Regions from separate parts of the Homo sapiens genome. Here region 1 is linked to region 2. Evidence: read pairs that join two places in POLR2A ChIA-PET (ENCODE). Cell type or tissue: B cell. All regions are shown on one strand. Links, peaks and the distances in the headings refer to the core of each region. The heading gives the core; the rest is flanking DNA.

What was found. Peaks named below come from ENCODE experiments on the same cell type or tissue, not always from the same donor. Only the 100,000 strongest peaks of a DNase experiment are listed, where the experiment ranks them.
Region 1: POLR2A ChIA-PET joins it to region 2 with 7 read pairs; 11 of 35 experiments call an interaction of 5 or more read pairs at or near these places.

What each region holds. Positions count from the first base shown.
Region 1 is chr19:16,236,943-16,241,322 of GRCh38, forward strand. AP1M1 (adaptor related protein complex 1 subunit mu 1) reads left to right here. Exons shown (of 12, transcript NM_032493.4): 12 at 1-4,380. Among named protein-coding and RNA genes, the nearest start is that of AP1M1, 41 kb to the left of the region's middle. In B cell, for the core only: no CTCF peak of the experiment used is centred there; a DNase peak (open chromatin) is centred at 1,709; H3K27ac peaks cover 1,556 bases.
Region 2 is chr19:16,340,011-16,344,402 of GRCh38, forward strand. No RefSeq gene overlaps it. Among named protein-coding and RNA genes, the nearest start is that of KLF2, 17 kb to the left of the region's middle. RefSeq lists an enhancer at 2,571-2,800. In B cell, for the core only: no CTCF peak of the experiment used is centred there; a DNase peak (open chromatin) is centred at 2,551; H3K4me3 peaks cover 1,267 bases; H3K27ac peaks cover 2,792 bases.

The DNA.
Region 1 (4,380 bases), core at 1-4,000, 100 kb before region 2:
AGTCAATCTGTTGCAAGTGCCTAAAGGCACAGAGACTCTGAATAGAAAAGAGCAAAATGCTGTTAAGACAGAGCTGTTACAACATCCAACAAGGCAAATAATTTGCATGCGGGTTATAACGTCTACAAATCAGAAAAAGAGAACCTAACAAAATGGGCTGTGTGTGAACAGACAGTATGAAGAAGATGAAATACAAATGGCGACCGTTCGGCCAGGCGTGGTGGCTCACGCCCGTGAGCCCAATACTTTGGGAAGCCGAGGCAGACCGATCACTGGAGGTCAGGAGTTCGAGACCAGCATGGCCAGCATGGTGAAGCCCCATCTATACTAAAAATACAAGAATTAGCCGGGTGTGGTGGTGCGTGCCTGTAATCCCAGCTACTCAGTATGCTGAGGCAGGAGAATGGCTTGAACCCAGGAGGTGGAGGTTGCAGTGAGCCAAGATAGTGTTACTGCACTCCAGCCTGGGCAACAGAGCGAGACTCCGTCTCAAAACACAACAAAAACCGGCCTAGCGCAGTGGCTTATGCCTGTAATCCCAGCACTTTGGGAGGCTGAGACGGGTGGATCACCTGAGGTCAGGAGTCCGAGACCAACCTGGCCAACATGGCGAGACCCCATCTCTACTAAAAATACCAAAATTAGCCAGGCATGGTGGCGGGCGCCTGTAATCCCAGCTACTTGGGAGGCTGAGGCATCAGAATCATTTGAACCCCAGGAGGCAGAGGTTGCAGTGAGCCGAGATCATACCACCTGCACTCCAGCCTGGGCAACAGAGCAAGACTTCATCTCAAAAGAAAAAAAAAAGGCAAACGTTCAACCATGTAGCTATTCAGGAAATATGTACACATAAACCAAGACCACAGTTAGATGCTATTTGCATCATGTCGGCCCCCCCCAAAAAAATTTTTTTTTTTGAGACAGGGTCTTGCTATGTTACCCAGGCTGGAGTGCAGTGGCGTGATCACGGCTCACTGCAGCCTCGAGCTGCCAGGCTCAGCCAATCCTGCCTCAGCCTCTTGAGGAGCTGGGACTACAAGCACATGCCACCATGCTGGGCCAATTTTTCATATTTTTTATAGAGATGGGGTCTCGTCATTTTGTCCACACTGGTCTCCAACTCCTGGGCTTGAGCCATCATCCTGCCTTGGCCTCCCAAAGTGCTGGGATTACAGGCGTGAGCCACCTCGCCACGCCTCCTGAACATCTAGAACGTGCTAGCTATGTACTGACTGTGGGAAAGTTGAGAACATCCTCCCTGAAGTCATCTTTATGCCAGAATTCTCTTGCAGAACTCTAGTTGAGAAAAGCCCTGAGAAGTCCATGCACCAATATATAGAGAAATATCAGGTGTACAGTTACACTTACAGCAGCATAGTTCATGATAGCAGGAAATTGGAAAGCAACCAAAAGTCCTTCAATAGGAAAAGGGACCACTGTAGTCCATTCATGCAAGAGATTACAGCAGTGAAAATGAATTCAACTAGAGCAGTGATATGGCTCAGAATACAACTTAAACAACATTGAGCGGGAAAAATGTTTACAAAAGAAAATGCAGTAATCTAGTATAAAATACGGAAATAATATTTTGCGTGCTTAGGGATCTATATATATCCAGCAAAAGTCTAACGAGATGCTTGAGAATTTGAAAAAATTCACATCCCTGGTTATCTCTGAAAGGCAAAAACAGGAAGGGGGTATGACTGGGGCCTCTGCTGTGTTGGCAATTTCCTTAAGCTTGGTATTGCTTAGTGGCTTGTTCTGTATTCTTTCTTTATGCTTTTTTTTTTTTTTTTTGACAGGGTGTCACTCTGTTGCCCAGGCCAAAGTGCAGTGGCATGGTCACGGCTCACTGCAGCTTCAAACTCCTGGGCTCAAGTGATCCTCCCACCTTGGCCTCCCAAAGTGCTGGGATTACAGGCATGAGCCACAGTGCCCAGCCCTTTTTGTAGTTCTTAATATACTTTTTGTAGTTTTTTTGTTTTTTGTTTTTGTTTTTGTTTTTTTTGAGACAGAGTTTTGCTCTTGTTGCCCAGGCTGGAGTGCAATGGTGTGATCTCGGCTCACTGCAACCTCCGCCTTCTGGGTTCAAGCAATTCTCCTGCCTCATCCTCCTGAGTAGCTGAGATTACAGGCATGCGCCACCATGCCTGGCTAATTTTGTATTTTTGGTAGAGACGGGATTTCTCCATGTTGGTCAGGCTGGTCTCGAACTCCCGGCTTCAGGTGATCCGCCCCCCTCACCTTCCCAAAGTGCTGGGATTACAGGCATGAGCCACCGCGCCCGGCCAGTTCTCTTTTTTTTTTTTTTTTTTTTTTTTTTTTTTTTTTTTTTTTAAGACTGCAAAGCTGGGCATGGTAGTATGCACCTGTAGTCCCAACTACTTGGGAGGCTGAGGCTAGAGGATTACTTGAGCCCAGGAGTTTAAGGACAGCCTGGGCAACATAGTGAGACCCTGTCTCTAAAACAAACCAACAAAACACCCCCCAAAAATGACAATGCAGATTTGGAAGAAAAAAATAGATTAAAAATGTAGTCATAGGAATTAACAACTTGGGGCCGGGCATGGTGGCTCACGCCTATAATCCCAGCACTTTGGGAGGCTGAGGCGGCCAGATCATTTTAGGTCAGGAGTTTGAGACCAGCCTGGCCAACATGGTAAAACCTGATTGCTACTAAAAATACAAAAGAATTAGCTGGGCGTAGTGGCTCATACCTGTAATCCCAGCTACTCAGGTGGCTGGGGCAGGAGATTCGCTTGAACCCGGGAGATGGCGCTCGCAGTGAGTCAAGATGGCACCGTTGTACTCTTGCCTGAGCGACACAGTGAGACACTGTCTCAAAAAAAAAAATTAACAACTTGGTTGGAGGGTGTTAAAATACAAGTGAGACATAGATGAAGAGAATTAGTGCACTAGAAGAGAGCTGTCTGAGGCAGTTACCCGGGACATAGCACAGCTAATGAGACATATATATATTTACAGTCAACCCTCCACATCCATGGGTTCTGCATCCATGGATTCAACCAAGAGTGAGTTGAAAATATTTGAAAAACAATTGTGTCTGTGCTGGACATGTACAGGTTTTCTTTTTTATTGTCATTATTCCTTAAATAATACAGTATAATGATTATGTAGCATCTACATTGTATTAGGTAATCTAGAGATGATTTAAAGATGATGTGCATAGGATATATGCAAATATTGTGCCATTTTATATAAAAGACTTGAGCATCCTCAGATTTTGGTATCCAAGGGGAGTCCTGGAAGCAATCCCTTGAGGATATGGAGGGACGACTCTGTGTGTGTGTGTGTGTGTGTGTGTGTGTGTATGTGTGTGTGTGTGTGTGTGTGTGTGTGATGTGCGTGTGTGGTTAGCACAAGACAATAAGAAGGCCCAACATGCCAGCAAGTATCTAACACAAACCAAAAAATGAGAACTGGGGAGCAGCCACATGCAAAGAGATCGTGGCCAGAATTTTCCAAAATTAATGAAAATCTTGAAGTGTTTTTTGTTTTTCATTTTGACGGAGTTTCGCGTTTGTTGCCCAGGCTGGAGTGCAATGGCGAAATCTCGGCTCATTACAACCTCTGCCTCCCAGGTTCAAGCAATTCTCATATCTCAGCCTCCCAAGCAGCTGGGATTACAGGTGCACACCACCACGCCCGGCTAATTTTTGTATTTTTTGTAGAGATGGGGTTTCACTATGTTGGTCAAGATGGTCTCGAACTCCTGACCTCAGGTGATCTGCCTGCTTCGGCCTCCCAAAGTGCTGGGATTACAGGCATGAGCCACTGCGCCCAGCCTGAAAATCTTGAAATTTTAAGATCCAGGAAACCGTTGAGTCCAAAGCATGATACACAAACCTAAATTCGTAACTAAAATAATCATAGTCGAACCACAGAACATATCAGACTCAGGGAAGATCCTAACAGCAACACTAAGAGATTAAAATGTCTCTCCAAAGAGCAATTGGACAGAGAACTGGTTTCACAACTGGAACAACAAAAGTCCGAAGATAGAGCATGGCTTCAAATTACTGAGAGAAGTGCAGTCTAGAATTCTGAGCCCACCTCATCTGTAAAAGGTAGGACAAGCCGGGCATGGTGGCTCCCGCCTGTAATCCCAGCACTCTGGGAGGCCGAGGCGGGCAGAGGTCAGGAGTTTGAGACCAGCCGGACCAACAAGGAGAAACCCCATCTCTACTAGAAATACAAAATTAGCCAGGTGTGGTGGCGGGCACCTGTGTTCCCAGCTACTTGGGAGACTGAGGCAGACAGAATTGCTTGAACCAGGGAGACAGAGGTTGCAGTGAGCCGAGATCGCGCCACTGTACTCCAGCTTGGGCAAAGTGAGATTCTGTCTCAAAAAAAAAAAAA
Region 2 (4,392 bases), core at 225-4,224:
GCTGAGAATTGTTTGAACCCAGGAGGTGGACGTTGCAGTGAGTTAAGATCATGCCACTACACTTCAGCCTAGGCAACAGAGAGAGACCCTGTCTCTAAATAAATAAATGAGAGAGAGAGAGAAAAAAAATCCAAGGAAACAAGCCCATTCATTCTACTTAATTCCGCTGGTCTCTGGGAGGCAGGTTGGGGGTGGAGAAATTCCATGTTTTTACAGAATCCTGACGTCACCAGCAACTGCCCCACCAGGAGCTAACTTCAGCACGGGCGGAGGGAGGGTGTCTGCCCACGACCTGACCTTGAACTGGGCCTTTCTTAAATGTAAATGTGCATCTCCTTTGGTGCTTTTTTAAGTGGGAGAGGTCCCTGAAAGGTTGTTGCCTGGAGGAAAAGTTTTGGCAATTAACTTTTATTATTGTTTGCTTGCTTAAAGAAACTGGGGGCCCAGAGCAGTGAGTGGCTTATGCCTGTAATCCCAGCACTCTGGGAAGCCGAGGCGGGCAGATCACTTGAGCCCAGGACTTCCAGACCAGCCTGGCCAACAAAAATTAGCCAGGCATGGTGGAGTGCACCTGTAATCCCAGCTACTCGGGAGGCTGAGGCAGGGGGATCACTTGAACCCGGGAGGCAGAGGCTGCAGTGAGCTAATATTGCTCCACTGCACTCCAACCTGCTGGGCGACAGAGTGAGACTGTCTCAAAAAACAATTGGGATGTTCATCAAAGCACTATTCATAACAGCCAAAAAGTAGAAACAACCCAAGTGTCCATTAGAGAATGAATAAGAAAACTGTGATCCATACATACAATGGAATATTATTCAGCCATGAAAAGGAATGAAGCACTGATCCATGCTACAATGTGGATGAGCCCCCAAAACATTCTGAGTGAGAGAAGCCAGACGCGAAAGCCCACATAGTGTGAGATTCCACTGATACAAAATGCCCAGAACAGGCAAATCCAGAGAGACAGGAAGCAGATGAGTGGCTGCCAGGGGCTGGGGGAGGGGAATGGGGAGTGGCTGCTGATGGGGACAGGGTCTCCTCTTGGGGGATGCAAATGTTCTGGAATTAGACAGAGGTGATGGTTGCACAACATTGTGAATGCACGAAATGCCACTACCGTGTACACTTCATGGTTAGTTTTATGTTATGTGAATTTCAGCTCAATTTTAAGGTGTAAAAAAAGCAATTGAGAATAAGTTGCTTCTGTTGTAAAACGTTACTTTTTTTTTCAGACGGAGTCTTGCTCTGTCGCCCACGCTGGAGTGCAGTGGTGCAATCTCGGCTAACTGCAACCTCCGCCTCCCAGGTTCAGGTGATTCTCCTGCCTCGGCCTCCCCAGCAGCTGGAATTACCGGCGCCCGCCACCACTCCCAGCTAATTTTTGTATTTTTAGTAGAGACGGGTTTCACTGTGTTGGCCAGAAGGGTCTCAAATGCCTGACCTCAAGTGATCCACCCACCTTGGCCTCTTAAAATGCTGGGATTACAGGCATGAGCCACCATGCGCAGCCACATTACTATTTTTAATACAGTTATTTTGTCAATATAACATAAAGTTTGGACCGAGTATCCACTGATGAATGAATGGATAAACAAAATGTGGTCTATCCATCTATCCAGACAATGGAATAGTATTCAGTTTTTAAAAAGAAAGAGATTATAGGGCCGGGCGCGGTGGCTCACGCTTGTAATCCCAACACTTTGGGAGGCCGAGGCGGGCGGATCATGAGGTCAGGAGTTCGAAACTAGCCTGGCCAACATGGTGAAACCCAGTCTATACTAAAAATACAAAAATTAGCTGGGCGTGGCGGTGCGTGCCTGTAATCCCAGCTACTCGGGAGGCTGAGGCAGGAGAATTGTTTGAACCCAGGAGGCGGAGGTTGCAGTGAGCCGAGATCACGCCATTACACTCCAGCCTGGGCAGCAGTGCAAGACTACAATTCAAAAAAAAAAGAAAAGAAAAGAAAAGAAAAAGAGAAAGATTCTGACACATACATGCTCCAACAGGAACTATCCTAAGTGAAATACGCCAGACACAAAAAGAGAAATACTGTATGAGTCCATGCATCAGATTCATAGAGACAGGAAGTAGAATGGTGGGTGCGAGGGGCTGGGGGAGGAGGAAATGGGGAATGAGTATTTAGTGGGGGCAGAGTTTCAGTTTTACAAGCTGACAAGAGCTCTGCTGCGTAACATGAATGGACTGGGGTGAGCCGTGAGGGCTGGAGGGCCCTCAGACAAGAGAAAGGATGACAGTTCCAAGGCTTCAAACAGATGCTCTGAGAGAACCAGTCCTCAGAAAGGCTGAGAATCCCTGGAATTTTTCCTGGGCTGGAAGGGATCTGCTCTATGGCTTAAAGGTCTTGGCCAAGGGCCTGAAGAACCACCCATCTTCCAGGGCCCAGGCACTCCGACTCCTCAAATTTAAATACAGGCGCTTTCTACGCATGAGTGCCAAACCATTTCCAGTAAGTCTCATTGTCAGCTATAAAAATAACCACTGTTGAAGCAGAGACAAGCTCGTGATGCAGCCAGGCAGTGCCACAGAGAGGCAATGGCATCTGTCCCTGTCAAATGGAAAGTCCCCTGGCCAAGCCTCTGAATTCAAGTGAACATCTTGGTCTTGGATGTGACCATCTGAATGGTGGTCGAGAAAGTGCTTGGTCCATAGAAGGCACCCAGGACACTCGAGCCCCCTTCTCTCCCATGACCTTCGTACAATGGCACGGAATGGAGACGCAGGGCTGGGACTTCCCCTCCACCACACCGGTTTCCTTTACAATGAGATTCCATTCCTATAATGAGGAATAATGTAGTAGCTTAGTTAATACAGACAGAACTGCCCCTCAGTCGGTTCTTGGGTAGTGGAGCTAGAATATACAGGCCCTGCTCTAAAAGCTCAAAGCAATCCCTGGACAGTAACCATAGCTTTAATAATACTCATCTGGGCCGGGTGCGGTGGCTGAAGCCTGGAATCCCAGCACTTTGGGAGGCCGAAGCGGGCAAATCACAAGGTCAGGAGTTCGAGACCAGCCTGGCCAACATAGTGAAAGCCCATCTCTACTAAAAATACAAAAAAATTAGCTGGGCTTAGTGGCGGGCACCTGTAATCCCAGCTGCTCGGGAGGCTGAGGCAGGAGAATTGCTTGAACCCGGGAGGCGGAGGTTACATGAGCTGAGATCGTGCCACTGCACTACAGCCCAGGTGACACAGTGAGACTCCATCTAAAATAATAAGAATAATACCCATCTGAATGAATAATAACAAAAACCAGTACCACTGGCTAGGAGGCGGAAGTGGGGTTATGGGGAATTGCTCAATGGGTACAGAGTGTCAATTTCACAAAATGAGAAAGTTCTAGAGATCTGTTGCAGAATGGTGTGAATATATTTAACACTGCTGAACCACGCACTTGAAAGTGGTTTTTTTAAAAAAAAAGTGGTTAAAGTGGAGCTGGATGCAGTGGCATGCACCTGTAGGCCCAGTTACTCCAGAGGCCGAGGCGGGAGGATTGCTTGAGCCTAGGAGTTTGAATCCAGCCCGGGCAACATAGTGACAACCTGTCTCTAAAAAAATAAAAAAAGAATAAAAATTTCTATAAATTAAAAATAAATTTAGGCCAGGAATGGTGGCTCACACCTGTAACCCCAACACTTTGGGAGGATCCCTTGAGCTCAGGAGTTTGTGACCAGCCTGCACAAAGTAGTGAGACTCTATCTCTAGAAAACATACAAAAATTAGCCAGGCGTGGTGCTGCATGCCTATAGCCCCGGCTATTCAGAAGGCTGAAATGGGAGGATCACTTGAGCCCGGGGTGCGAAGGCTGCAGTGAGCCGAGATCGCACCACTGCACTCCAGCCTGGGCAACAGAGTGAGACCCTGTCTCAATAAATAAACACATACATAAAATAAAATAAATGAATAATTTTTTTTTTCCTGAGACAGAGTTTTGCTTTTTCAGCCAGCTGGAGTGCAGTGGTGCGATCTCGGCTCACTGCAAGCTCCGCCTCCTGGGTTCACACCATTCTCCTCAGCCTCCCAAGTAGCTGGGACTACAGGTGCCCGCCACCACACCCGGCTAATTTTTTGTATTTTTAGTAGAGATGGGGTTTCACCGTGTTAGCCAGGATGGTCTTGATCTCCTGACCTCATGATCCACCTGCCTCGGCCTCCCAAAGTGCTGGGATTACAGGTGTGAGCCACCACACCCGGCTGAATAAATTTTTAAATGGTTAAAATGGTAAGTTTCATGTTTTTTATCATAATTAATATTTTTTTTTTTTGAGACAGAGTCTTGCTCTGTCACCCAGGCTGGAGTGCAGTGGCACAATCTTTGCTCACTGCAACCTGCACCTCCCAGGTTCAAGCGATTTTCGTTCCTCAGCTCCC